5 separate regions of the Mus musculus genome follow, and regions 1, 2, 3 and 4 are each linked to region 5. A link is a loop called in an ENCODE intact Hi-C map of the cell type or tissue named here. Cell type or tissue: heart. All regions are shown on one strand. Each heading gives the region's core, and the rest is flanking DNA. Links, peaks and the distances in the headings are about the cores only.

Region 1 (5,904 bases), core at 510-5,509, 260 kb after region 5:
CTATTGTTACCTTATTAAAGGAATGCAAGTCCTTTTCATATTCTCATCAAGTGCTTTGTATTTTAAGAAGGAGCTGTTTAAAGAGAATCCATAATACTATAGAAAGGACATCATTTTCTGAAGTACAGTTTGACTAGAAATCTTTAGATCTATCTCAAAGAGCCATTCATTCATAAAATGGAATGCCTCCATCCCAAGTGTAAGGGCTTGATCTTCATATCCTGGGTCTGTGGAAGAAGTTGTGGAGTCTGCATAGTCAGCAATCTACTTCATTTCCTAACAGTTAACGGATTATTCAGACTGCTCACAGGAGTAGCATTCCTAGGATGCTCCGGGCAGTCTCCAGTCATGCATAGGACAATGGTGGTAACATAAGAGTAATGTGATAATTTCATTTGTCTTTGTAAGGTACTGTGTGTACCTTGCCTATTTGATTGATCAGGTTAGGGGATTCTTTGTTTGGAATTTGTACCTATAAATGTCGGTGGGTGTATTTCCTGGCATTTTGCAGCCTCGAGCCTCCACTTCCAATCATTGACTAACAGGAGACATTGGGAAATCTCTTGCCAGCCTCTTTGCTGGATAGTTACCATTTCTGGGTCCTTGAAAAGTGCTCAGTGAGTCCACTAGAGATCATGTCAGGCCCCATCACTGTCACCATCACTAGGACTATTTCTGGTCTTCCGTGGCAGACTCCAGCCAGAGGCTCAGCTGTGTCCTCTGTTATTTCCCTCCTTTGTTTATTATGCCTAGCCTTCCTAGGGTGCTGTTGCACACAGAGCAGTACTAACTACCATTCCACCCAGGGTCCCTGCAGCTCACAGCAGCTCATGGTGGGGTGTTCTGCCCCCCATGGTGGACTCCCACTGGCACTGGCTCATGTGACTCCAGGATGGGCTATTAGTAGCTAATCCCCCATGGCTTTCTCCATAGACCATTACTCACAGACAAGACCCCTCATGCCCCTCTACTCCAACACACACCATGCAGGAACCCACCTGCTAATTGGTATTCTTGCAACTCACAGACCATTTGTCAGCCTGTGGAACTTGATCATCAAGAATATTCTTTCTATACACTGGTATCCTATCATAGAGCCAGGTTTCTGTCAGTCATGCTGGCTCACTTTGAGGATAAACTGATGATACTTCATGAAGCAAGCCAGAGGGGATGGGATAATGTATGTGCTTCTAAATAGGGTATGGTTCCGGTAACCAGAGGTTTTATAATACCCCCCCCCAAAGGGAACTGGATTCTGTATTCTACCTCTCTGAGTCTGTTCACAGGATATGATTCTATTCAGTGTTGTACTGCAGAGCTCAGTAACTAAGTCAGTAACTGAGTCAGATATAGATCGGATTCTTTTGTCACTTGTCAACTATATGGTATTATACTAGATATTTATCTCTTTAGTCTCATCTTTCCTTGATTCAATTTTAATTCATTCTTTGATTTCTACTTTTGTTTTAATTTTCTGCGTATGGTGTTTTGGCTACGTATATGTAAGTGTCCAGCATCTGTGCCCAGTGCTTGTTGAAATCAGAAGAGGGGACCCAATCCCCTGGAACAGGAGTTTGGTCATGTTAGATACCATGTGGGTGCTGGGAATTGAAGCTGGGTCCTTTTAGGAGCTGGCAGTGTCCTTTAACACAGACTCATCTCTCAAACCCCTATTCTTTGTTGTTTTGTTTTGTTTTGTTTCGTTTTGAGACAGGATCTCGCTGGCCTGAAACTCTGTAGATCAGGTTGGCCTCAAACTCAGGTTAGACTGAAGTTTACCATCAGAGAATTGGACTGAAGGCCATGCTAGCACTCCTGGCCTGTCTATTAATTCTTAATTAATTTCTAATTTTATTCATGGGAGATATTGACATTAACCTTGAGTTGTAAATATTAAGAATGTTATCTGTAGCTCTCAGAGTAGTTTGTGACATGGAATTTGAATCCACCGTGCATTAAACTTTAGTTAGACTATTATCTATTGTATTGTGGTCATTTTTTTTAGGCATTATGGAAGGAATTAATTTCAGAAGCACAATTTCTGAATCATTTTCTTTAGAGTGAATTTGAACTCAGAGCTGAGCTAGTATTTTAAGTTGTAAATGTAGATTGCCTTCATTTGTTTAAGAGGATTAGAAGTAATATTTAGTGTATTTTTCTCTGAAATTTTATTTTTATGATAATTAGGTTCTTAGAGATTCAGAAGTGAAATGTTTCTGTACTGTTTATTTTGTACAGCGCTGTGTAAATACAAATTTGTGTTTGTTCAAACTAAATTTGAAAGTAAAGTCTAAAACTACGGTTATGACTTTAAATCTAAAATAACAAGTTTTTTCTTTTGACCTGAGTGTTCTAAAACATGTACTAATCAGTGAGCTCGTGTAGACATGAGAGACTGTGAGTGCAAAGGCAGATTCATTTTTTCTTTTTTAATTCTTTAATTTGTGCTTATGATACGCAATCAGCACTCTGAATTTTCCCAAGCTCTTTCTCGAGCTGTTTCTAATAATAGCCAAGGTACTGGTGAGTGGCTGTGTAGAAGACTGTTCTATTTACAGCAGCCTCATTGTTGTTATCTGGATCTCTCTTGTTCCTCTTGCTGATCAGTAAGTGCCTTTTAAGTTAGAGTTTTCTAAGAGTGCATTGTAACAGAAGTGAACCTCAGCGGGAGGTTTCCAAACTGGAGAGCCTTACCTAGACACAGCAGCAGAGGGCGCTCGGTCCCTCTTTTCACGATAACAGAGCCTATAGCAACCATCTCTCTTTTGAGCAGCTAAGCAGGAATTGTTCATATTAATTAAGTTTTTCGAAGATCTTGTTCTGTGATCTGGAGCTAGGTGCCTTAGAGTAAAATAGGTCTTATTTCAGTCTTGGGAAAACGGAGTAAAACAGGGAATTTCCTGAAACTCTGCAGGAGGAATAAAAACGCATATACTAATGAGTGAGATTTCAATGAAACTCAGTGAATCCTTCTCTTTCCTTTCCATAGTCTGGCTAATGCGCAAAACATCCATTTTCTTAAGAAGACCCAAATGAAAACCCCAGGAATTTGCATTTCCTCTTGAATAGTTTCCTTAATGAAAGGTGTTTGAGACATAGGGTTTAAACAAATCAGTGACTTGAAACATTGTGGCACCTACTTGAAATTTAAACCTTTTTATTAGATAGCTAGTGCCTCTTTGCTTTTAGCCAACAAAGACCCGTAAGAAAAAGAAAATGAAAAAATAAATAGCATTTCTGGACCCCTATTGCCTAGTGCAGGCGGATTATATTCCCTGTGATCTTGTTCGCTCATATTATGTGGTGATTAGAGCCAGGCTTCAATCAGCTGAAAGATTCCCCAAGGCAGGGTCTTGTCCCACCAGTGCACATGGCATGCCCCGTCTGACACCAGGGCAACTTGAGAATTGAGCCAGAGATGCTGCAGTTTGGTGTAGCAGATGCACACTGGTGGTTGCCATGGAGATTGCTAATACTGCTGAAACTCAAAGAAAGGGCACTTGCCACAGCTCAGGAGCCTGTGTGAAAGTGAGTGAAAAGCAAGTGGAATTCAGAATAGGGCCTCAGCTACTTGTCCCACATGGAGTTTTAATTTCCTTTCCTTTCCTCTTCCTTTTTCAGAATCTAGATTGAAAACAGGGCAAGTCATAAGGCAGGCTGGAGCCCTCGGAGCTCTCTGCAGCCTGACATATCCTTGGGATAAGTGTATATTAACAAGCAGGCATGACTAATAGGATTGGGGTTGGGGGCTGGGCTGGCGTGTGGCAATCCTTCTGGAGCCTCTGGTCTGCTTGTCACTGGGGCTTACTAGGCACCTTGGGATTTGTCTGCAGCATATGTGCTGCTGTTAATGATTGAAAAATTACCACAACAATTAGTCACGGATCACTGAAGGCAGGGCCCCAAATGTGATGGACAATGTGATTAAATCCATGTATGTGACAATTAACTCTCCTGCAGGTTTATCCATCCAGGGAACGTGCCCTAGGGGTGAGAGCAGAGTGGGTTGAGACGATGGGGAAGCGTGGTGTTAGAAAGGAATAGGGGAGGTGAACGCCACAGACGAGACTGATGCAGCTGGCACTATTGGTTTTTAATCTGATCCGGAATTAATCACGGTTTGATTAATCCTGGCTTTATTGCACCTTTCTATTGCCCATTTATTTATTTCTGCCTCAATTTGATGGAGGTGTGACTGATTAAATTCTGCTCATTCCATGTTTTTGAATTTTTTAAATTTGGCTCTCCATTGAACACAGTGTTCTAGGTGGTCCAAAGTCCAATTATCTTGTAAGAGCTTAACAGGCACCAGACACAGCATGTCGTGAATCCCCCCATGTATCACAGCTGAGTGACTCAGAATAAATATTTGTTTGTTCAGTAATCTGCCAAGCAAAAGAAGCCTGTGATGTCAATATGCTTGGTTATTTGGAAGAAATAAGATTCCCCACCTCCCAACTTTGGTAATAAGAGTAACACAAACCAAGAAAATTTTGTGCAGAAAGGAAGAAAAATATTTGTATGAACTTATCTTCAAATACATTTTTGTAGCATAACAAGGTCAAGTTATGCTTGTCACTTATAGCTGTGGCTGTACATTGCTTTTTAAACCACATGCTCTGTTCTTTCTTTAGATGATTCTTTGTTATCCATGTTGCTTATGAAACACTGCACTGTAATAATGCCTAGGAGGCTGTGACACAGAGCAGCCCAAGCAGAGCCTGTTGCTTTGTTGTACCTCCGGGGCCTGGGATGTGCTGTGTTGCTTTGTATCTCCTGGGCCTCAGATGTGCTGCTGGGTGGCAGGTGGCTTGCCCCATTCAGAAGACATGGGAAATTACATGGTCTACTTATGGTGTTGCTTCATTTTTCTAATAGAATTTGGGAGAACAATTTTTATACCCCCTACCTCCCACCCCAGACTCTATTGGGTTGTCTTCTTATCTGCATTTTAGCATGACCTAACCACATATGTAAACTAGAACATTTGTTTGTGGTGTGGGCCATAGTAACTTCCAGCACAGTAGACTCAAAGACAAAAATCAGCCCAAGAAGAGTCTTGCTGCTCTGTGAGAGCTCAGAGAAATATTGTGTCATTGATAGTACCACTGATTTGAGCACCAAAAAAGAGTGTCAGCCTGCCTGCAGATGGATGATAGGGAAGCCCAGAACCTCTGTCTTCCGCTGGTTAGCCCACCCAATGCTCCCCTGTAGCCAGCCTCGTATGAAGACTGGAAAGCTCTTCCTCAGGAACTGGCATTCTCTTCTACTGCACTCCATTCTGGAACCAATGTTCCAGCTCGGTAGTCACCGATAGCAGTTCATCTGTCCTTCTGTCCATTTAATTGGGAATGTAATGACCAGGACTGACAGCCAGTCTCTGTCCATTTGCTTGTTTGTCCAAGTGTTATTTCAGTTGTTTATTATTTACCAGCTGGTTTGCCATGAGTGAAGCAGTGCGCCTAGCACATACAGTGGACATGAAAATGGGAAATATAGTATTTTGCTGCAGCCAGAGTACAGAGATAGATGAAGTAAAAGGAACTGTATTCAAAGTGGGAATTGGCAATTGCTATGGAAGCACACGAGATCAAAGACATAAATATTGCTGGCAGGAGACGTGACTTTTCCTTAGATTTTTTTGCAAGGTTTTCTGGTACAAGTCTTTGAATATTTTCTCAGTTCACTGATAGCAATGGCCAAAAGACTAGATTTTTCACCATTTCCTTACATGGTTTGAACTGGTTGACCAGGATGGAAGAGAAATGGACACTGGGCATGAGTAGTACAAGAATGTGGTGTGGTATGTTCAACCATGAGTTAAGGGGAACAAGAGTTGAACACGTGCAAGCATAGTGTGGATCCAGATAAGGAGGAATATTATGGCCTCAAGCAGTCTGGACT
Region 2 (5,764 bases), core at 1-5,000, 720 kb after region 5:
CTTTTCAGCCCTAGCTACCTAGGCATCTTATTCCTCCCTTTACCTTTTGACCCCTCAAGATAGTATCTTGCAGTATAACAGGGGACAAATGCTACGAGCGCTCAGATCCTGTTTTAACCCCAAAGAGGGAGGAAAAAAATGGATGTGCGCTTTGGAGAAAAGGGAGAACCCCCCTTGGAAAACAGCCGGTCACACACACACACTTCCCTGCAAAAGAAATCACTTTCTTTAGGAAAACCAAACCAGAACTCCTTCCAGAGTCCCCAAGAGCTAATGCCCCGACTCAGGGAGTCTGCAGGGTTTTCTGCAACCAGCGGCAGACCCTGGCCAGCAAGTCCCCTTAGGCGCCTCTGGGGTAGGCAATCTCCGGTCGCCTACCAAGCCGTACCGGGCGGCCACTTACCTATTTGCACCGCGAGGATCAGTGAAATATATCTGCCGTTCAACTTAAGTCCCATCCTACGTTTAGTCAAACCATTTGCGACCGCAGACCTTTAAATAGTTAGTTTAGAGAACGCGGGGGAAAGCTGAAAAATAGGCATTGCCAACAAGTTCCGGGAGCGACAGAGACTTTATGCACTGGGAAGGCAGAGGGAGGAGAGAAAGAGAGGGAGCGAGGAAGAGACAGAAAGAGAGTGAGAGAGTGAGAGGCTGGGGGGGGGGGGGGAGAGCTGGGAATGGTTCACTCCATTAGGAGGGGGCGGAGGAAGTACAGCCTCACGCCCACGAGCAGGCCTGACGTGGGGGATGACACGGATTGATTTTTTTTTTTTTTTATAATATAGACACCTTGGTAGAGAATCACCATTTATAGTCATAAGACTCTGGAATTAATCAGATATCTCCAATTAATGTGCGATCTCAACGAAATCTCGCCTCTCTGTAGTGACTGATTTTCATCCCAGTGGCCACCCCCGCCTCCTCGTTCCAGGGGCCCCCAGCCCCGCCCCCTCCCTGCGCAGAATCGGGGCTCCCTCTCCTCTCCCCGCCCCGGAGACGGGGAGTCCTGGTGCGCCCACTCGATTGTTCAACCTGCTCCCTCCTTCACTGGCGCCACAACGAACCCAGACACTTCCAACCCTGCAGAGAGGTTTGGGGAGCTTTGGGCCCAGGGAGGACAGAGGGGAGAGACTCCTCCGGTCCGAATCACCCTTCTCTCGCCCTCAGTGGGGTGCAGACCCCCTCACTTGCCTACCCTAGTTTTCTCTCCAGCCCCACAGTTGAGCTCTAGGCGCAGCCTAGAGCGCGTGAGCACATAACCCGGCCCCCCAGCACACGCACACACTCACAAAAGCGCACGCCCGGGAGCGCCCCCGAGCTCGCCCGCACACTCCGCACGCGAGCGCGCGTACACACCCAGGCCCCGGGGGTTCGTTCGGCTCGCATGGGGGCCCCCAGAAATAGACTCTGCGTGCCCTCTTGTGAATGTCACTATTCGCGACGCTCACCCACCGAGGGGCATCTATACCAGGCATAGAGACACCTATTTTAGGGGGTTGGAAAGGCTGTCGGGCAAGAAGCCTAGGCTAGGGTAAATTTCGGTTTCTTGTGGTTTACAAACTCTTCGCGCTTTAGGAAATTTCCAAGGCAAGCTCTGGTGTACAACTCCTTTCTGGGGCCTCCTGAAGTCATCTGTAGGGTCACACTGACATGTTGATACACGCACCCACGTCCATCACGTACACACCCAGACCCACACACACCTGCGCTCTTTATTTTATTTTTTGATGATCCAGCACTGACTGCAGTAAAGAAATATCTCTTCAGCTGCGTTCGTGCAAGGTCCTGTAGTGGATCGTGTAAGATGGAAAAATAATCAGGGCTACTTCTTAAATGAAATTAAGTTTTGATTTTTTTTCTCCTTTTCTGCAATGCACCACACCCTCTTTCCCAGTCTGAATTCTAGCGTCTTTAATCAAATGTTGATGGCCGCATTGGCTAACTGTATTACTTGAGCCAATGAAGAGATATGCGAAAGGAGAAAAATAAAAGAGCCTTCATATTTTATAAGACTGCAGGGCGACCGCGTAAGGCTAGGTTAGTGGCAGAAATGAAAGGGGATTAGGGAGACCGGGCTTCCGTTTAATTTGCCTTTCGAAGCCCCTGCACTGGGAGCCCACACAGTCAGCCATCTGTGCACACAGACGGAGAAAGGGAGAAAAGGGTGCAAAACTGGGGTCAGGTGACGGGCGGTGGAGGGACTGAGTAGGACCGCGAGGGTCTTGAGGCAACTAGAAGCTGAAAAGCGCGCACCGAGGGGACCCAAGCTTGCAGCCCTGCAGAACTGCAGAACCAGGGCAAGCTGCCACGGCTGTAGGGGCGGAGCCACGTCCCTGCCCCTGGTGATGTCAGTGGTGGGTGGGCGGGGTAGCGGGGGCGCGCTTTCCCGGTGTCCAGGGGCCCAGTGGCGGGGCCAGGAGTTTCCTGCCCCAGTGTTCAGAGGCTCCCAGAAAAGCAGAAAAGGTGGGCGGGAAGGAGGCGGGGCGAGAAGGGTGGCGAGTGGGGGGGGGGGCGTCCCTCGGACCCTCCCCCAATGCTCTCCAATGGTAGAGAAGGGGCTGGCAAGGGGCGGGACCTCAAGGTTGGAAGCTCTTCCCCCATACTCCCTTGTCCCTTCAGGGTTCCACGCACAGGGCCACCGGTTTCCCCATCTTCCACCCACGTCCGTGGCTCTGAGCCGAGTCCTCCTGTCTCCGCTCCAAAGTCTCAGAGCCTGAGTACCCGGGAATTTACATTTCGTACCCTCAACGTCCTTGCCTTCTCCCGCTCACGCATCGGGACCTTCTAGAACATTTTCAGTGGGTGCCATGGGATCTTCCCTACTACATCCCTTCTCACTTAAAACCAGAGGCTTCAGGTGTGAGGAAGCTGCATTGAAAAACTAAATGGAGCTGAGTGAATCGTGCGCTCAAGGCGTCTGCAGTCCTGCGCGCCTGCGTAGATTCTGAACCCGCTGTTCCTTGCCACCTGGGTGCCTGCTGGTCCTTCCCTTTACACTGGCCCCCTCTACTTCCTGGCCTCCCTTCCCTGGTACAAGGCTTAAAAAAAGTGAAGCAAGAGTCTGGCAGAGGTACAGTCCATAAATAATCCGGGAGAATGAATAATTGAAAGCAGATGCTAACGATGTTTTTGTTTTTGAAATTTCTAACCTTTAAAAATCACAGGTCATTCTTCAGTCTAGGCCCAGGAAGGCTTTGTTTCTTCCTATTTTTAACCGAAGGGAAATAAAAGCCAAGATCATGGGCAAGGATGACTGAGATCACAGGGCAGTATTCATGGTTGAGGGTGGACTGGAGGTCATTTCTTTTATTAATTTGAAAAGCCTATTCATGTCATACTTAGCCCTGTCCTTCACATGACCTTGGGCATCCCTGGGAGGTTTGGGGTTTCATTCTCCCAATCTGAAAACGAAGAGGACAGGTCTATGATGCGATTTCCAGAGGATCTTCAACTCTACCTTTTTATGAATTAGAGCTTTCTTAGAATACCGTGGACATGTCTGTAAGAGGGGACGTCCAAGCCAAAGTATAATATCTAAGCAAAAAAATGTCTGTCATAGATCAACAGGGATAAAGATGGTTCCCCTTCCAATAACTAATTTTCCTAAATGCAGTACAAAACGTTTAAAAAAAAAAGAGTTCTTGGTGCTGTTTGGGTCTTCAGGCTGAACATGAGGAACACCAAATGTAGGTGTGTGTAAATGACAGGCAGGCAGAGTTCCTTTCCCTGAAACACCCAGGTTCTCTCTCAATTCAGGCTGGGCCACCACTCCAGTTTGGCTGAGCAGTTTATGAGCTGAGTTCCCTGCTCCCTCTTCTAGTTCACCATGCACAGACTTCCCAGAAGCTGCCATCTCAAGACACATCCCCTTGAAATTGTTTGTGAGAACAGTTGCCAGGACCAGTGGGAGTTCCCATTTCTGCCTTCTAGGCCAGAAAAGAAGCCGAACCAAGCACAGTGTTTACATCTGTGAAACGTCCTCATCAAACCCATTATCTTGTATGTGAAAGAAAAGTATTAGTTAAAAAACAAGATGAACCCATGTTAGCAGCCCCTTTTCTACCCTCAAGCTTACTCCTTGGTGAGGTGCCTTTTCCCCCTTTTCAAAATTTAGTGACACCTTTAGTCTCGAAATCTATGGCTGACTGAGGAAACTTGGTTTTAATGCAGACATTTGGATTCCGGAAGTCATCGCTCTCCTCTTTAAAATAAGCATGGTTGCTGTGGAATGTAGACAGAGAATGTTGAGGTGACCGTGAACATCTCCACGGTCCCTCTCCACAATGGATTACGTGTGATTTGTGTTCCCGTGTGTGATCCTTGGACCAGAAGGAGCAGAGCTGACACAATTAAACCCTCGAGAGAGCTCCCTGAGTGGCACTTTGACGTTGTGTGAGCTCTGATCTCTGACAGGAGACTTGTGTGCTGAACACTAGAAAAGTCTTCTTCTTGGGGGGGCGGTACATCCTGGAGTGTTAGGGGACACAAGGCATCTCAAGCTTGCTCCACAGCCTCAAGCAAGGACTGCTAGAACGAAGGCCAACTAATTGCACGGGGAAAACACGGTAAAAAATATCAAGAGTTGGAGAAAGTGAAAGGGGATTTGAGTTCTTGGTTTTTTTCCCTGGTATTGCTTTCTTTAATGTTCCAAGTTATTTTAAAATAAATTAGTTAAAAAAATCAATTCTAGGTAGTTATGGGGTTTGCTACAGTTTTCATAATGTTAGTGTGTCCCCCCAGTGGTTCCTGTATTGAAATTTAATCACTGTAGTGAGATATTAAAAGAGAGGTAACTTAATGAAACTATGGTGTTCAGAGGCAAGGCTTTTGGGGAGTGATTAGGACCTGGTAAGGTCATCATGGGGATCCATGACTGAATACTACTAGCTTCATAGAGAGACTAACCAGAGGATACACACACACACACACACACACACACACACACACACACACAACCTACATTCTATAAACATACACACATACTTTATACACATACACACTCATATATATATATGTACAACACACACATACTATACACATGCTCTCTCTCTCTCTCTCTCTCTCTCTCTCTCTCTCTCTCTCATAAAAGTAAGTTTTATCCACCAGGGATGGAGGATTACTGCTAAATAAGCTCACCCTTTTTTGAACTCTTTCTGAACTCTGGCTGGCTGGTTCAATTTAGCTGTTTCTGCTCAAACTCGTCTCCAAGATTCAATCTGGATTCTCTCAGCTTCTCACTGAATTGCTGTGCTTGGCCTCAAACCAACTTTGATGGTCTACTCTACTCTTCTGGTTCCTTCTCATTCACTGGCTTGTCCTGTCTTCACCTGTGTCCAGCTTGTACTCTTTGCAACCTGTCTCTGCAGATGTGTCCCTGTAAAAACTGCCTCTGAACTCTACAAACTGAGCTATTGTGAACTCTACTCTACTGCCTCTCAACTCACTGTCTCAACCACATCGACTAGAACTCAGAGATATGCATGCCTCTGTCTTCTAAGTGCTGGGATTAAAGGCAAGTATCATCATACCGGAACCTAAGTTTTTCTTTACCTGAAACTTGGTCTATGTCAGACTGGTCTTGAACTCAAGAGGTCTGCTTGCCTCTGTCTCCTGGGATAAAATATGTGTCTATATTCCAGCTAGATCACACAGACCTACAAGGTTTTTGGATGTGATCACTTGCCAGAGCAGTCATGTTGCTGGGTTAACATTTCTCTACAGTCTCTTGCCAATGGGGCTCTGTTTCATACGAGGTCTCTGCTTG
Region 3 (5,752 bases), core at 753-5,752, 710 kb after region 5:
CTCTGTAAATGAACTCCCCGCAGAAGGTCCAGTCCTCCTGGTTGCTCACTGTGGTTTGGATCCCGACCCACAGGTCCGTTGAGGACAAGAAAGATGGAGCCTTCAGTTTCCTGATCTTTGCACTATGTCACTGTGCCTTTGCTGTGCCACCTCCTTTGCTTGCCACTGCTGTTGCCAGGCCAGGGAGTCACAGCCTTGGCAGCCAAGCTCCAGGTGAGAGCCAGGCAGAGGGGAGGGGAGGGGAGTGTTCTGGGGGACATCACCCATAAGCAGAAGGCTTTACTCCAAGGGTCTTGTCCAGGGTTTCTATGGAGAAGTTCATAGTGGAGTACACAGCTTGGGGGTAGATCTGCAGCTAGAGGGCTTAAAGCTGTAGGACTACAGAGAGAAAAACTGTCCCCTACAAATTAAAAGGCAGAGTGAGGTTGTCCAGGGAGGATACTTTGAAGAATTCTGAGAGTCCTATCAGATAAAGCCTAAATCAAACAGGAAGAAGTTAAATCAAGAACTAGCACTATGGGCAGGTTGCCTCCAGCAAGTACAATCCCAACACACACACATCCCAACACACACACACACACACACACACACACACACCCCTCACTAGCACTACTTTGCTTAGGTTGTTTGCTTTGGGAAGTGGGACCAGATCCAGATGGCATTACAAATTGCCCCACATCCTGGCTTAGGCACTTGAAGAGGCTTGGGGTATGGGGAAGGGGACAGGTTGAGGCTCTTATTTTGAGCCCTGCAGTTGGTGAACTCATTGATTCCCTCCCTTCTACTCTGTGGCTACCACTGTTTCTATGCAAGAGGCTAGGGAGGAGGGAGATGAGCAAGTGGACTGTGGACCCCCCCCCTGGTAGGTGTTAGGGAGTAAGGGGAAGTGGGGCCCTTGATCTTTCCCTGGAGGGCCCATGGACTTAGAGTGCTGTTTCAGAAACTGCCTTTCACCCCCAGCCCCAACCAGAGTAGGAGGGCATGACCAGAGCAGGGAGACTGGCTTAGGGCACAGTGGGTGTGAAAGGTCACAGGGGATCTTGGAGGACCTTCCCAGAAGCCTCTGCAGCGATTTGAGGATCCTTTGGGAAAGGAGGAAATTCTTCGTCTGGTTTCCAGGAGACCTGAGTCCAAAACTGTAGGTTTGGCAGTGATGAGCAGTTGAAGAGCAGCAGGCCCCTAAACTATAAACATCGGAAGTGAAAATTCTTTTTAATCGCAATGAATGAAAAGCTCTCTGGATCCCCTGGAAGTAAGTCTGTGGGGGCCCTTGTAACATTTGCTTCCCTGAAGGTCCCTTGTGAAAGGGAAGGGTTTAACCCCGGGCCTCCTTTCTCTGAGGCGGGCTTTATCTCTCCGGATCTATCTAATTCCCCCTCAGCACCCACTTATTTCACAAATCACCCTACCCCCCACCCTGCTACTCCTACTTTCTGGATCTGTCTTCCCCACCTTTCGTTGTGTTCCCATTTTCCACGCTGGTGTCTTTCTCAAGCCTGCCCCCTTCCAGTTCGTTCTCCCTTCCTCCACCTCCTGACTGAGGCTAGGACTTCTGAAATGTTCTTCCCCACATTTTCACAAGTAGTTGATGATAGCATATTTTGAATCTACTTTGCCTAGGATGGTGTGAAGGAAGCCCTCTTCGGCGCCAGTTCGAGAGCCAACCAGGATGCTCCAAGGTCAGGTATGGAAGAGGTAGGTGTGCTGAACTTGGTGCCCACGACGCCCGCCCACTTTACCACAGCCTTAGGATACACACACCCTGATTATACCCTCACCCAGAACTAGTAACCGGGACTTCTGCGACGCCACTTAAAAACAGTAACATCACAACCAACATATGTCCTCACGATTAAACAGCACCTGATAGCTGGAGCCGGCATGACAATCATCTAAACAATCCCAAACAAAAGAAAGGTTCGGTAAGGAGCCAAATCCAAAAGCCTGAGTTTCGAAGACTCGCCTTAAATTCCTGGAGATCTCTCCTAGTGCAAGTGAGCGAGTGTGGTCCTTTGATCCGGTAAGGTAGCTTCAAATAGTAAGCCTGTCTTCGAGGGAACCCCTTAGGATAAGTGTGCACGGGAGGCAATAGTGTTGGAGGAGCCTTGCATCCAGAGGAGTTCCACCTGGAGAGCAGTTGGAACCTCACTCTGAGCAAGGAGTTCCAGAGAAGGAACCCTGTTGTGTGAACAAATCAGCCTGCCTCATCCCGCCCTCTGGTCCCTTCTGTCTCCCCCCACCCCCCAACAGCCTACTTGGTTTTCTAGGAGGTGGATCTAGCGGGAATCTCTCTTCGGGGAGGGGTGTGTGTGGGGGGGGGGGTTGGGGGGAGCCCCAGTCCTCCTTTACCTCCAAAGCCTGCAGAGAAGGCGGTGCGGGCTTCGTTTCCAAAAGCTAGGGGCATGTAGGCACTGGATCGTCCCTAATTCACAAAATATTATGGAAAAACAAAACAAAACAAAAAAACAGAATCGGATGAAACCCTTTTTCCCCTCTCTTCTTGTACCCTCTCCCTATTGAAAAGATTGATATATTTGAGACAAGCTTCGATGTTTTCATCTTTTAATGCTGGCCATTGTGCTTTGGCTGGTCAGCTGTATACTTAGACTTCTGGAAAATACCATCTGAATGAAATGAACAAATCCCACGGGTTTCCAAAATAATGAGCGACCCGGAGCAGCGAGATCTCCTTTGGTTTGGGCTGAAATCCAGCTCCAGGGAGGAGGAGGTGTTGGGGGCTGGGAGCGGGTGGAACAGTTCCCTAGAGTGGCCCTGCGCGGCGCGTGCGTGAACCAGAGCCCGTAATGTATGCTGCCATTAAGAATCCATGCAGCTTTCAGAGCTCGGGGCGCAAGGACGCATGTGTTGCTGGAATTCAATCCGTGGGGGGAATGCAGATTGGGCTGCGACCCACTGGGTTTGATTTATGAACGGTTACACTAGCGATTGTTTACACATTGCATTTCAGAGTCCCGGCACACCCTCCCCGCCGCGGGCGACGGGGCTGCTGGGTGTGGGAGCCTGTTTCAGCGCCGGAATCAGCCTTCATCCTTCTTCCACCCCTCCGTGTACCCTGGGGAACACCCACAAACTCCCTCCCAACCCTACCTTCAGCGAAATCAGATTTTGATTTCAATGAATCCAAGAGCTTATGTGTAGTTCTCCGTCCCCCACAGCCTACACCATGACTGCAGACCCAGGACCTGGGTCTGGACTGCGCCTATTTACTTATTTGTGAGGCCATGAGGAGCCTATAAATAGGAAAGAAGGGGGCAGATCGAATGGCAGATCAATAGGCCCCGTCTTCTCGCCATTTCAGTTGTGCTGTCTTATTAATTATGAAAGGATTCGCCCGATCCTCGCCTCTGCCCCTCTGAGGAGCCCTTAATGGCGGTTCCTTTGCAGGCTACCTCTAGTCACCACAGAGGAAGCTGCGTGTGGTTGTTAGGGCCCAGCCCAAGGAACCGTGGTTAGGGCTCAGGCCCACCTGGTGCCTGGGCAGCCGGCTGACCACCGGCAATGTATCTGTGTGTGCAAGACCGGTCCTCCAGTGCATGTAGTAAAGGCCTTGCTCTTAATTTGAAAACGACCTCCCCCACCTCCCCAGTATAAGCAGAATGTAGGAGACATGGCCAAGTGTCCCTAATTAAGGTTCCCATGAAGTCAGCAGGGTCATCCAGACAGTTTGGTGAGCAGGTGAATTTATCACCTGTCACCGTGTGTTCCCCCAAGAATTCTGGAACCTCGGCGGAGGAAACAAAACGACACCCCATTTCAAACAATAACTTTTATTTTATACTTCTCTATACTTTGTAGCAAATTTTTGCTGAATTTAATTTATAATAAACTTTTTAAATTACATCTCTCTCTTTTTTTAAAATCAAGGCTCTTTTATGTCAAAATCTTTTTTTTTAAATTCTATTTTAGATTTAACATTGATTACCCCCTTGTGATCTATACCGTTGGATATTCAGGTATTACTGTATGTGTAACAGCTAAAACAAGAGAGGAAGGAAAATAAAGGCAGTGGACCTGAACGAGGGGCATCGACAATAGCAGGTGAAACCGGCCCCTCATGACCATAGCAGCATCTCTTATGACAACCTATCCCACTATACCCAACCTCTTTCTCTCTCTCTGTCTTATCCTTAAAAAAATGCTAAGCCCACACTCTTGTGTTTTCGCTTTTCTGGAGGAGAAATGTGCAGTGGAAATGATCAAAACAAGGTACTGTGGAAGAAAGACGTGAGCATGATTATTCACCGGCTGATTCCCACGTGGACACCACTCTTGAAGTCATTCCCCTGGCCTTCTCCTTTTCCCTCTCGCTTTCCCATTAGGAGGAGCCCATCATTCTTCATGTTATCAACATGATTAATATAGTAGGTGGCCCAGGGCCATTCCTGAGATTCTTTTGCCAAAATAAAATAAAATAAAATAAAAATTTAAAAATGGGGGTGAGTTTGCCGTTTTCTTATTTTTCTGTGAAGACGGACTAAAAGGTGAGGTCCGATTTTGGCTGTGCTCGCTCGCTCACTGATCGGTAACATTTGGCAAATAAAACACAAGGAATCAAACACAATTAAAAAGAAGAAAAAAAAAAGAAGAAGAAAAAGAGAGAAACAGGATTTCCCACAATCCCATATGAGTGTTTTCAACATCACAGAGAATCACAACGTCCTCAGAGAACGAATGGCTATTCCTCTCGATTTCCGGGAGCATGGTGTGAGTGTGGGTGAGTGAGCGGAGGGGGAGGGGGGGACCCGGTCCCGCGCTCAGAAGGAAAACCAGGTCGCTAAAGCTGCCGAGAGAGACACCAGGAGCACGGAAAGCGCCGGGAGCAGGGACCCCGCCGCCCCGTTGCTGCTGCCGCAGAGTTCGAATAAGCTGCCTTGGATGTTGAGGTTTTTCGATTCTTTTCTCAGTTTATCCCACATATCTTTCGCCCCTTCCTGGCAATCCGTAAGAGCTGTGACCGTGCAGCTGTGGAAATCCTCCCAGTATCTGGGGAGGAACAGAACAAAACAGAAGGAGTAGCATCACTTTGGGTGCGGGAGGACCCTAGGTCTGCGCCCCGGGTGACTGCGTCCTTTCTAACCTTCCGAGCATCTTCTCCCTACTCTCCCCCCTGGGTCCCAGAGACCTGTTCTGAACTAAGTAATGTCCTGTCTGATCTTTGGTTCATCCCAGAAACCTGGTCCCAGGGTGTGTGAGCCTCTCTTTCTCCCCTCAGATTTTCCTAGCCCGGTGCCAAGAGAGGACCTGACAGCCAGGAGCGGGGTCGCACCCGCTGCGTGGCGCTGGCACTGTGGCCTGCGCCAACAGATTGCTCACCCTCCTCCGGGAAAGCTAAGAAAACAGCACTAAGCCTTGCAAGCTGCGGCCCATTAATGCCTCTTAGCTAGCAAGATGGGCGACTTGCTCTGAGCCAGGCCCTCCCCCTCCCTGGCTTCTCACATTCTCCTCCCCCTCGCCCCTTCTGTTTCCCTCCTCTCCGCGCCGCGGTCCTCTCGCCTTCGCTTTGCTTCTCTCCCTCCACCCAGCCCCCACACCTTCCTTTTGTTTCCAGTTTCTCTTCACCCTCCCCACTTTTCTTTTCCCCTACCCTCCGTTTCCCCCTCTTCCTTTCCTCGTTTCCCCCACTTGCTTCGGGTCGTCCCAGGCCACCCCGCCTTTCAACCGTCCTAGCGCTCCAAAGGCGTCGGGAGCCCCCGCCTCCTCGCCTCTCCTCTCGGTTCCCTGGTCGGTCGGT
Region 4 (5,904 bases), core at 323-5,322, 99 kb after region 5:
TTCACAGAAATAGAACAGTGACTAAGACAGCAACAAATCATCAGAGTTGTAATACTCTCCTTTACCTATTTACCAAAAGTCTGTTCTCTATGTCCTCTAGTTTATCCTCTGCACCATTATAAGCAACTCCCTCTGACATCTTTACTTCTAGCTTGAGATTCTTTTATCTTGCTGCCCAAAGGACCTTACCTAATCCTCAGAACTCCAAGAATGAAATCTGGGTTCCACAGCAGAGACTATATACCCTGGTATATGTGGCCCTTTCCACCTTCTTGTTGCAGACTTAGTTTCTCTAGTGCTTAGTTTCGATTCATGAAAAATAGTCCATCACAAAGAAGTGCTCAATGGGTACTTAGTGAATGACTGTGTTGGATTGACAATGGAGGGACAGGGCTATATTTGAATTCTATAGGGTATTTGTAAAGGCAGTCTTATTTTATATGACGCTAGTTTTATTTCATGGGACATAATGCTGGCAGGGTTCACAGGGTTTCGATACATGGTATCTGGAAAAGGAGAGCACCTGATTCCTGTGGAAATTACATCTGTGTGAGGCACAGACTACTCTCTGCGTGCGTGTCAGCACACAGCTGCTTGTGTTGAAGCTCAGTCTCAATTTTCTGTGAGGCACAGCCTACCTTTCTGTATTGGCTCTTAAGTCACTTCCAGATGGAAGTTTAGGACGAAAAGGCCCCTAAGAGGCTGTGTAGTCCAGTGAATTAGTTTCATCACCAAGAAAACTAAGTCCTTGAGGCCCAGTAACTCTAAAGCTGCATATTCTGTTAGGGTTGCTATCAGTGTTTTACAGAACTTGTTTCCAGTTGGGCCCCCCAGTGTGAACCTCTGCTTAGTCTCTGTTTATTCAGTCCATTTTTATTCTTGAGACAGACATCTTCTAGACTGCAAGGAACACTCCAAGCATTTACTTCCATGTTTCCTGTCTTCCATCAATAGTAAGTAATAACAGGTATTTGTGGAAACTCCTACCAGGAGGTTTAGTGTTTATGCCCCCTCTCCTCCAAAGCCAATGTCATCACATAAAATCAAAACCTATGTTCGGCTGGGTATGAGCTCACTTGTCCAACCCATGTGCTATTCTCAGTTGACACGACAACTATTATTTTCTCAGCAGGTTTCTGAAATATGAATTACTGCTGGGAAAGTTGGTGCATCTGTTCACAGACTAAAGTAGTGCATAGCCGGACGGGTAGCTCAATCCCTAGAGAAGGGTGCACCTAGAACCAGGTCTGTTTCAGGAGTTAACTGCCAAGACACCCAGCCCATGCCTGGGCAGCTGTGAAGGACAGCTTGTTAAGTACTTGAAAGACTTGGGAAATAAATGAAAATAAGCAAACTGTCTGGAGAAAATGAGCTGGTTTCATCAGATTCTTATTCTTAGATTCAATCTCAAAGGATTCAGGTAATTAATCAATAAGACACCAAATATCAGAAAAACCCTAAAACTCTACAGAAATGTTGGGTCAGAAGTTTCAAAGAAGCAGAAACTGTGAAGGTGGAGGTTCTGAGGTAGAGTTTTGTGTGTGTGTGTGTGTGTGTGTTGTTTTGGTTTTTTTGAGACTGGGTTTCTCTGTGTAGTTCATGGTGGCCTCGATTTCAGCGCTCTGGCTGCCTGTGCCTTCCCAGTGCTGGGGTTAAAGGTGTGCACCACTACCATGTGGCAAGGAAGTATAAGGGACTCATACAAGTAGGGGAATAGGCCAAGCAAGGAAAGAAATGGGGCAGAGTTAAAAATGTAAGTTTTAGTGCATTTAAGTGAGGTGCACGCATAGTAACTCATTAACATACATTTTATAACTTAAAATAAATTTAAGTTTTAAATGTTTTTGAAGAATTGATGCTCCTGTCCTCTTGTTATAGGTCCTAGACTCTAGGATCTAGCAGTAAGATTTCAGTTTGGCGAGGCTGGATAAACTAAGAATTCAGTTTTTAAAGGCTTAGCAACTCATTTTACCTTTAACATGAATATGTAGCCCCTCTCCACCATCCTTTAGTAAGAACGTATCTGATACTTGGAACCAACGTCACGAATTAAAACACTAGTGAAATGAAAGGGGGCCCTAGAGCAAGCCTTCAGTTTTGTGTCCACGTGGTCTAGACTGCCTGCTTCCACTCTTGTAATCTCAAGGCAAGATATAGGTATGCCCTAAGTTTCCTTGTCCTAGCTTCTCACTGGTAGCTTCGCGTTCATCACTTTGTACCGCAGAAACAGGACACTGTTTAATGGTCCTAAAGCCCCTATGTGGGTGTCAGTTCAGGGAAGGTATCCCAGCATTTGAAGGGCAAGTCCTTGGCTCCTCCCCTCCAGGGCTCTGAGGGTCACACCTGGGGGTGGACAGTTGCACGTGCGCGTCATGGGAGTGGAGCCTGTCACTTTCACAGGTTGTGGCCGCCTGATCCGCGACCCCCGCAGACAGAGCTGGGCACCCGATTCCCGGCCCTCCCCCCGGGTCACCTGTAATTGTAGGCGCTGAAATGCTTGCTCTCTCTCATCATCGCCCGGTACAGATCTAAAACTTGTGCGCGGCTGGAGGCTGCCATGTTGAAAATAAACAAAAACAAACAAACCAAAAAACACCCTAACAACAAAACCAAACAGGTCCTTCTTCGTAGAAGCCCCAAGTTTAACTGAACCCAAATGTCAAACGATGCAAAAAAAAAAAAAAAAAAAAAAAAGCACGCTGGAAGGCAGGAGAAGAGAGGCTCCGCCTGGCTCGCGCGCGGCCTGGCTCGCGTCCTGCGCGAGAGGTGGCGCCGCAGGCAGGGCGGCGGGCAGCTAAGGGGTGGCGCCCGTGTCCTGGAGGCTCCGCGTTCCTCACAGGCTCCTCGGGCGGCAGGAGGCCGAGCCGTCCAGCCCCAGGCTCGCTCCTCGGGAGGACAGTCGCGGGCTCGAACACCAGGGCTCAAAGCCTCCTCCGCCTTTCGAACCGCCCGGGGGCGTGGCCGAGATCCCGGTGTCTCCTGACACCACGCCCCCTACACCTGCCTAGGCCCCGTTGCCTGGGTTACGAGCCGCGCTCCCCAGCCCTGCCCCTGCCCGGCTCGGCTGTCTTTGGCGCTGCCTGACCTGCTGTGCACGAAAACGAGGGTGACTTTGCTTTGGATCCGTCTGGTTGGCAGCCTGAGTTTATCAGTGTCATCGTGACTGGGGGACGCAGCGCCAGTGGTGCGGAGGTAACTAGCTGGCGACTTCCTGGCGCACCGGCTTGTCTTTGGGCGAGCGGCTCAAGGGACCTAGGGCCCTGGCCTCTTCCCGTCAAGATGGCGGCGCCCAGCGCGCCCAGCGTCTCGGTAGCCAGAGGTTAAGCTCAGTGACGGCGGAGTGAGTGTGTGGCCGCTTTGCGGACTTCGAAACGCCCGCGTTTGGTTTCCCCGGCGTACGCTGGGTGAGTGCTGGCCTTGCTGCAGAGTAGAGGTGTCAGGTCGCCGACTGTTATGCACTTTGCATTCGGCTGTGACTTCCATTTCCGGGATCTTCACTAAGGGGCTACACTATTTTTTGTTTGTTTACTATTTTTTCTTTCTTTTCTTTTCTGTTTTTTTTTTTTTTTCTTTCCTGTTTTTGAGACGGGGTCTCGTTTTGTAGTCCAGACTGCCCTTGAGCTCCTGGTCACAGATTTCCCGGTGCTGGGATTAAAAGTGTGGGATGCACTACTGTTTTTGTTAAGAGCACGGTTTTGTAGTGCGTAAACATAAATAAACAAACAAGCACATAAATAAATTAGATGTCATGATTAATAAGGGAACCCTTAGGACTTTAGGGGATTTCCTAGACATCATTTCAGACCCAAGGCAAAAAGAGGGTTTTTCTCAGCTTTTAGCTATCACGGACCAGCTTACTAAAGTACTTAAGTTTTTGGGTTGTTCCTTGATCTTAGGACTGTGCGAAGAGAAGCTTCGAATAATTCTGGTTCTTGTGTTTGGAACTCACTCGTTAGTTTTGGAATATTGTTTTATATTAAGATGGTGCAACAAGCCACTACCTGCAAATTCTCTGTCCCTAAATACAGCAAAGAGTCATTTTAACGATAAGACGGAAGTCAATTTACCATGCCTTATCATTTGTTTTGGTGTATCAAGCTTTCATTCTCTATTCGAAACAATCTGTGTTTTTCTGGATCACATGTTTGCAACTTGTTGTCCTTGAATCTAAGTATACCTACTCGTCTTGATGTAGTGGCAATCAAAGGTATTGACGATACAGTGCTTTTATAAAAACACTCTTAAGCCCCTGTTTGATTTTTGTCTTAGTCAAAATAGATTTTTAAATTTCAAATTTAATTTTTAAATAAATGGAACAGAACTTGCCTTTTGTTCCCTTTCTGTTTGTTTGATCAGGTCACTGACTCAAGTTTAATGGGATCCATTAATATTTTGAGTTTTACTTGCAACTTTCTAAATGGCTGACATCTGTAAAGTAGGTTTTCCCCTTGTTGCAGAGTCAGAACAGAGCTGTGGTCTCTTGAGGTAATAGAATATTGATTGCTATTGATAATAATGCCCCAGGAAAACCTACACATTAAAAGTTACAGGTAGACAAAATTACCAGAATGAGAAGGAAAAACGTTTTAAATTACTTTGATTTGTCATAAAAGAGTGGGGAATATGTTTTAAATGTATTTTACTTTCATCTTGAAAGTGAAATTAGGATAATTACTGTATGCAGTTGATGCCTAATTACAAAGGAGTTAATTACTAATGTGTACAGTAATGTATCGACCTGGCTTATCTTTGTGTGATCAAATGCAGCTCATAGAATATGCAGAGTTAAAATAGTTTGGGCAGTAGCTTTTTCAGTTAAAGAGCAGTTGAGATTAGGAAACTGATAGCTTCTTAGTGTTGGGGAAAATTAGTCAGGCTATGGATTTGGACTTTGTACTAGCAATGAACACAATCGACTAATCTAATGTAGAGTTAAATCACAGTAATTAAACATTTTTCAAGAGGTCCTATAACCATTTCAATAGCCAACTTGTAAGCTATTGAGTAGATGATTATGTTGCTGCCAATGACATTTTCTGTAAAGGCTTCCGGATCACATTGTTGTGAGGATTCTAGCATCTACTTTGTTTGGTTTTGGATTTGCTGCTTGATTCTCATGCCATTTTGTTTTTCCTTTGTTCAAATCAATTGCTGTAACATGGCATTAGTTAATGCTATTCCAAGTCTCTCCCCCTGCCCCCTTTCTTTTCTTTCTTGGCTGTTTTGGTGCTTGCTCTGTAGATCAGGCTGGCCTTGACCTGAGAGGTCCACCTGCTCCTGCCTCCTGGTGGCGTTCCCCTGTCCCTGGATGTTGCCAGGGTAGAGAAACATTGAGCCCTGAGAATTAGGGCCTGTTAAGGTGGAGGTTGTGTTTGGGTTGGCTCTGAAGGTTCAGATTCAAGCTGGGCCCTGAGACTTTGGATGCACGGGCGTGGAAGGGCCTCCTTTGAAGAGGAAGCGTTCCTTTCATCTTGGGCAGAGTGGAAGGGAGACTTTCCTGAGGCTAGAGAGAAAATAACTGTAGCTTAAAGACTACGGTGGGGAGTGGATTCTTTCCAGAGCTGGGGGTAAGGCCATGCATCGAGAAGACACTAAGTGATCTGAACCCTCATGTGATCTCAGTCAATGATGCCACAAGCTGAGAGGGCACAGCTTGTCCCCTAAGGAAAGGCAAGCTGAGAGAGTAGATGATTTAGCCAGGATCAGACAGTTGAAAATGGGCTGTCGTGGCTGTTAGCTGAGGATGTATTCTGTCTAGCTTGCTGTCATACTTCATACATACGGTCTTCTGTGCCAGCTCCAGGAATTTGACCTTGAAATGATTCCTCCTCTCCCCTTCTTGCTCTCTCTGTCTCTCTTGTGTTCTTTCTGTCTTTGTAGGTCTCTCTCTGTCTCTCTCTCTTT
Region 5 (5,904 bases), core at 350-5,349:
CAGAAGACTTAGGAGGATTAGGTAAAGGCATATCTTTGGCTGGTTTTAAGATTTTTGTATTGACTGACATTTTAATGATAATCCCAGTTAATAGTACACATTTTTTTTAAAGGCTTTGCTGACACTTGGTAGGATTTACAACATACTATCTGGATGACAAGAGGTTTGCACATATATCACAAATATCCCCAAAGCATGTAGGTGTTAGTAGGCTATATAGGGTTAGACCAACAAGGATGTGGGCTGCTGGCTTTAGAGATAAGAATGATTTCATGTTTTATAGATATTTATATTTTCTGGCTGGTAACCCCACACCCTGAGCCTCAAACTAGGTTCAGAGAAGCTAGGTCGCTTCTTGTGTACATAAAGGCTAGCTTCTCCTAGCTGGTTGCTCCTGGGATTCTAGTTCACTCACCTAAGGTCTGGTGAATGTAACATACAGTTCAGGCTGAGTAATGTGACAGATTCTCTGTGTGCCTTACCATAAGTAACAATGAAAGAGTGATACGGTACACTGAAGATGCAGACCCTTCTTGTACTACACTGGGTCCTGGCAGGAAAGCTTTCCTTGTGCTGCTTTTCACGTCACATAGAGCTAGCTCCCTACATTAAAAGCTCATCAGCATGCTGTAAAAATAGCCAGTTTTATATTCAATGTCATTTTGGTCTTCACAGGAAATCATATCCAGAGCCTCCATGTGTGATAGAAACTCTTTTGTTTATGATATGTTGGACTTTTAATCTTACATTTCACGTATGAAAGCCTACACTTTATAAAATTATGGGCACTTATACATGTGAGCAGATACAATGCCAGTGACACTGCGCTGCCTCCTGGGAATGCAGAGCGAGAGGCAGGAGGGTGACGTGGCTCAGGTCCCCATGGTTATGTATCTTCTGTTAAAAGGCGATCGCATGAACAGTAGCGTGCACAGCTGTCAGGGATGGAGTTTTGGTTTTCTCTGCCACTTCACTTGCCCCTTGACTTTGGGCGAATCATGTTCCTCGTCTGTAGAATGCCAGGTGATAGTTTCAAATGTCCCCGCTGACCACAAAAGCCACTCTAAGCATATAAAGTGCCATCAAGAAAACATCTCAAGTAGCCTAGGCAAGAGCCCCCAGGACAGGGTTTCTTCTTTTGCAGGCTCTCACACCCACAGTGACTAGCTGCACAACAGAACCTCATTCTGTGAAAGTGTTTACTGACAGGAGACATGAGAGGCCCCAGGATTTTACAGAGCAGGGAACTGAAATTTCAGAACAGCTAAGGATGGCCAAAATCTCTGCAGACTGGAGGAATTTTAGAGACCATGAAGGCATTAGAGGAGTTGGGGGCAGGGAGTGTCTTATAATTTGAGGTAAGGTTTTCCAAACTTTCCAGCCCTCCAACTGGAATTGCACACTGTACTACCACTGGGGCAAATGTTTAACTATAGACAGGATAATGACCAGAGCTCAGCCTTTCTTTCTTCCACACTGGAGATGGAACTCAAAGCCCTGAGCTTGACTGACAGGCATGTGACCTACCACTGTGCTCCACAGCCCACTCTCTTTTCCAATCACATTTATCTATTTTATGTGTGTGCATGTACATGTGTGCTATGAAGCATGCATAGAGGTCAAGAGACAATTTGCCCAAGTTGTCCCTTTCTGTTATCCTGTGAATTCCAGGCATCCATCTTAGGTTTTCAGGCTTGCTGGTAAGTGCCTTTACCATGAGTTTCATGGTGGGTCCCAGTCTTTCTCTTTTCAGGATGAAGAAGGTCAGACCAACAGAGCCTTGGACCTTGTCTGACTGCAAACTGGAGGGGGATTTGGAACAAAAGCTGGCCCACTGGCCCAACCAATCACCCACTGAAAATGGGTTTGAGGCCACCAAGGGCCTCTGGCATATTCTGTGAGGTTATCTGTGTGTGCAAGGAACCTACAGTAATGTGCAAAACAAACCTTGTCGGTGGTTGTTTCCAAGGACAGACTTGTGCCCTGAATGTCCCTCTTCCAGTGTGACTTAAATCTTCATGGAGACACTATTACTGTGCCTGGAAGGTTCTGTGACTCTGACCCTTACACCCCAACGACAGCAGAAGAAATATTGCACGGCACTAGAAGTAATGTGACTTCTGCCTGGCTCATTCTTAGAATTCTAGACCTGGGAAGCTGCCATGCTATGAGGAATCCCAGGCTACAGGGAGAGCTCCCACTTGTGGTCTGGCTGAAATCCCTGGCCTGGCCCCCAGCTGCCAGCCAGCACCAGTTGTCTGACAATTGAATAAGAGGACTTGGGGCTCAGCTTTTGGGTCCCTGATCATTGTATTTGTATTTCAGCCATGTTTGGATTTCTGACCTGGAGAAGTAGAGTATGGTATAAAATGAAGATTCTTACTGCAATCCACCATCAGACAGGTTGTTTATTATACAACAATAATGGGTATTCACGATCCTTGAGATAAGAGTCTACCTTACATTTGTTATTTTAACTTCTACTACTCTTCCATTCCACACTTTCTTCAACTGTTTATGGAGAAAATAAAAAGCCACGTTTAAACGTTTTCTCCTTTAAATTTGAAAAATAACATTCTTTGTATCAAAAGATAGTGTTACACCTCTTTGGGACTATAGCCACACCCAGATTTTAAGGGTATACTACACAATAGCAGTTCAGTCATCTTCTGTTTTACACAGTCTTTATTCACTATAGAGTCCCTAGGCATCTTGCCCTCCCCAGCCCCCATATCTCACAGTCTGCAGGTCAGTGCTATCTTCTACAGCACCCCCTGATCCTGTTCTGCATGGTTCACCATGGTCTACTCATTCTAGGTATTTCCTGCTCAGCATTTCATGGACCTCCAAGGAGCTGAGATGCCCCACGCATTGTTTCAGGGCAGAAAAGACCAGCATGTTCCCACTTCATGTTCACACTGACAGACTTCAAGAGACTCAAAAGACATCTGTTAGTGCACTAAGGCCTTCAGTGCCTACACTGAAGGGTCTAGAACTTACACTTCAAGCAGACTTTTGGGGGCTGGTTTAAGTAGGTTTTGCTGGTGATGTTCAGGATTCTGATCTCATTGATGTAATATATTGGTGGTAGTAGGCCAACATTATTGAAAGGCTGACTGTAACAACAGCAGGACCCATTTTAAAGATACTTTGAGCATAGCTTTGATCTTGAGATGCAGGCTGATGGGGCCTTGGTCTAGGCGGCTCAGAAAAGCACACAGTGAGAATCAAGCCAGAAAGGAGAAACTGCCTCTGTCATACTTCTAGAGTGCTATGGTGTCTGCAATCTTAAAAAACAAAAAACAAGGCAGTTGTCCATTTATTGGGGGAAATTTTTGCCTCAGAAAATCCTGATTTATGAAGAATTACTAAAGAATTCACCAACATAAAACAAACTTTTGGCCAGCAGATGGCAGTAAAGGACCTTGGAAGTGAGTCCAGCAGTGCGTTCTGAAATGCTGGCAGGTAGCTCTTAACAGCTATTGTATAAGTGATTTATGTATTTGGATTCTGCTCAATGTTATATATGCATTACTGAATAAAACATTCACAGTGTATTTTCTAGCAGCAGCTGAGCTCCAATTCCAAGGTTCTGAGGCCTAATTCCCAAGGCTCAAAGGAGCCCCTGACATCAAATTGCTTTTCTTCCCTGAAGAGCTGCTCCACACCCCAGAAAAAGAAATGCTTAGAGCAGGGAGAGAGATTTGATGTGACCGCATCCTCAGAGCAGCTTACCCACTGAGGGAGGACGTGCGAGGAAAGCAAATGCCTGTCAGGCATTTCCTTGAGGCATAGCCGGTTGTTTCCTTCTCAGCACACGTCACACCCTAGCCTTGGGAGAGGAAATGCCTGACTCAGTTTCCACAAGGAAAAGTGGTTATGTTTTGGAGACTCATGCCAAATAAACTACTTCATGATTTTCTCCATCTTTTCCAGAGAACCCCAGCTACCCACAGCCACAGGAGCTGGGAAATCGAATTGTTCCAAACAACAGAGTTAGAGCTATGTAAATGCAGGAGCAGGGATCTGCCTGGGCGCTGGTGTGTACCAGTCAGCCTGGTGCCTGGCATGATGTGATTGTGTGGTGGTCACAGTGCTAGTGCAGGCCACAAGGCCAATGCCGTGCCTCAGCTCCAGGGAAAGGCTCCCAGAGAAGGAAAATGTCTTATTTAGAACAACGAGAGGCAGAAAGTCAGGCTCTCTTTTCTGGCAGGGAGACAGCATCTATAATCAGGGCAGACCAGGTACATCCCTGTGGGAAACACCAACCTGCTATTTCAAACATGTGGCTAACTGATAGTTAAGCGCTTTTCATTTACATGACATTTCATTACACACACATACACACACACACACACAGAGGAAAGACAATGCAGTTATCGCTATCAGTGTTAAGAGCTCACATCTGACCATTTTCTGTAGGCCAGGTGAACGCCAACCATTCTTACTGCATCACTGCAGGTGGGTTGTACAGCTGTTCTACACAGTCGACCCCGTTAGCCTCATTTTGTAGAAGAGGAAGCTGAGGACTATGAAATGCCTTGATATTCCATGGCATATACCATGGATATACCAAGGAGTCAGAACTGAAACGGTGAGAACTAAGACCCAGAGTCTTCCTAATTCCTGCCAGTGCTCTTCATCACTGTGACAGGGAGGGTGATAGCCGTGGTATTTCTCAGTGACAGCGAACACTTTCTTGTCCACAGAGTTTTTAAAAAAAGCTTCATCTACAGGAAAAGCAATAGGTGGGGGAAGAAATCACAGGAGAGATTGCTGTGAAGGAGCAGAAAATTCATTTCATGCCAACATTCCTTATGCATACTAATAGGAAATGCTACAGAACACCAGAAACTCACCAATGCCTTTACTAAATATTATTTATTAATAATCATAAAAATAAATGAGACTAGCTATGGTCTCATTTATCCCCATGGCTTCATTACCAATGCTCTCATGGTATTGACTGCCTGACCCGAGCTCCCTCTTGACCTCTGACGTAATCAGCATGTACATGATCCCTACCCCCACCCTTTCCTTGGCCATCATCCCTTCCGCCAGCACTCAGAGCTCTGGCTGGTCCTCTACCTGGAAATTATGCCTCCATTATCAACTCTCTACAATTACATTTTCTTGGTACCGTAATCTCTCTAACATATACATTTTGTATTATCACTTCAGTGACTGAAATATTTTAATTCCCTCTTACTGCGTATGTGTTTCCAACACTGTATTCTACCCACCTCCCTGGGCTAGAGCATAGGACGTCTCACACACGCCTGTATCACTTACTGCTTGCTAGTTTAATGGCACAGTGGTAGCATCCTCGCCCTCTTCAGTCCTAGTAAGCAAATGCCAGACACTGCTGAGGCTGCCTTGATTATGTCCTGTCCTTAGGGTTAGACTTTACTGGAAACATAGCCTGTGCCAGGTATAGTATTTATCATGCAAAAATCCTCTAAAAGAGACACTGTGCTCTTCATTTTTATCAGTGAAAACTGAAATGCTGAGGTCTTGTCCAGGGTGACAGGATCCACAGTCAACTGCATGCTCCACTACTGCCACCAGCAAATACCTGCTGTGTGTACTGCGCCCAGGTCCTGGAGCCCCTGCAATGGACCCACTCTGGCACATGATGCTGTTGATGACCTGCTCTAGGCTGTTCTCTCTCTCTTTCCACTTTCCCCTCAGAGTGCTAGAACGTTCAAGCTCTCATGTGCCCAGGGAAGTCCGTCTTCCTGTAGCCCTGTGCCTTCAGTTTTGACTGATATGAACAGAGTAGTTGCCTAGGGAATGGCCTGGGCACAATTCTACAACACAACTGCTAACAAAACTAGTGTAGAGGGCACTAGTGTTGGGACCCTTAGAATATCTTCATCCCCCTTTAGGGGACACAGCCATGCT

Evidence for each region. Hi-C counts contacts between places; a loop is a spot of excess contacts. Peaks named below come from ENCODE experiments on the same cell type or tissue, not always from the same donor. Only the 100,000 strongest peaks of a DNase experiment are listed, where the experiment ranks them.
Region 1: it touches region 5 in a loop (8-fold over the local background); 22 of 42 quality-filtered maps call a loop at or near these places.
Region 2: it touches region 5 in a loop (2.2-fold over the local background); 6 of 42 quality-filtered maps call a loop at or near these places.
Region 3: it touches region 5 in a loop (2.0-fold over the local background); 6 of 42 quality-filtered maps call a loop at or near these places.
Region 4: it touches region 5 in a loop (4-fold over the local background); 17 of 42 quality-filtered maps call a loop at or near these places.

What each region holds. Positions count from the first base shown.
Region 1 is chr13:36,279,559-36,285,462 of GRCm38, forward strand. The region is part of intron 4 of Fars2 (phenylalanine-tRNA synthetase 2 (mitochondrial)); the gene reads left to right. Among named protein-coding and RNA genes, the nearest start is that of Gm40912, 75 kb to the left of the region's middle. In heart, for the core only: a CTCF peak has its summit at 2,702 (motif pointing right); no DNase peak of the experiment used is centred there; H3K27ac peaks cover 946 bases.
Region 2 is chr13:36,733,833-36,739,596 of GRCm38, forward strand. It overlaps Nrn1 (neuritin 1), which reads right to left and starts at 645. Exons shown (of 3, transcript NM_153529.2): 1 at 404-645. The coding sequence starts at 458. In heart, for the core only: no CTCF peak of the experiment used is centred there; a DNase peak (open chromatin) is centred at 2,339; H3K4me3 peaks cover 3,299 bases; H3K27ac peaks cover 2,310 bases; H3K27me3 peaks cover 1,145 bases.
Region 3 is chr13:36,721,853-36,727,604 of GRCm38, forward strand. Nrn1 (neuritin 1) reads right to left here. Exons shown (of 3, transcript NM_153529.2): 3 at 3,770-5,004. The coding sequence ends at 4,776. Gm38636 (a long non-coding RNA gene) reads left to right here. Exons shown (of 4, transcript XR_873241.3): 2 at 1-213; 3 at 1,120-1,252; 4 at 1,621-2,310. It overlaps Gm30177 (a long non-coding RNA gene), which reads left to right and starts at 5,003. Exons shown (of 2, transcript XR_382190.4): 1 at 5,003-5,750. In heart, for the core only: no CTCF peak of the experiment used is centred there; no DNase peak of the experiment used is centred there; H3K4me3 peaks cover 2,552 bases; H3K27me3 peaks cover 3,758 bases.
Region 4 is chr13:36,114,602-36,120,505 of GRCm38, forward strand. Lyrm4 (LYR motif containing 4) reads right to left here and starts at 2,756. Exons shown (of 3, transcript NM_201358.2): 1 at 2,474-2,756. The coding sequence starts at 2,559. Fars2 (phenylalanine-tRNA synthetase 2 (mitochondrial)) reads left to right here and starts at 3,042. Exons shown (of 7, transcript NM_024274.3): 1 at 3,042-3,404. In heart, for the core only: a CTCF peak has its summit at 2,791; DNase peaks (open chromatin) are centred at 2,370 and 2,980; H3K4me3 peaks cover 2,732 bases; H3K27ac peaks cover 1,991 bases.
Region 5 is chr13:36,016,015-36,021,918 of GRCm38, forward strand. The region is part of intron 2 of Lyrm4 (LYR motif containing 4); the gene reads right to left. Among named protein-coding and RNA genes, the nearest start is that of Ppp1r3g, 51 kb to the left of the region's middle. In heart, for the core only: CTCF peaks have their summits at 2,205 and 3,406 (motif pointing right); a DNase peak (open chromatin) is centred at 2,197; H3K27ac peaks cover 878 bases.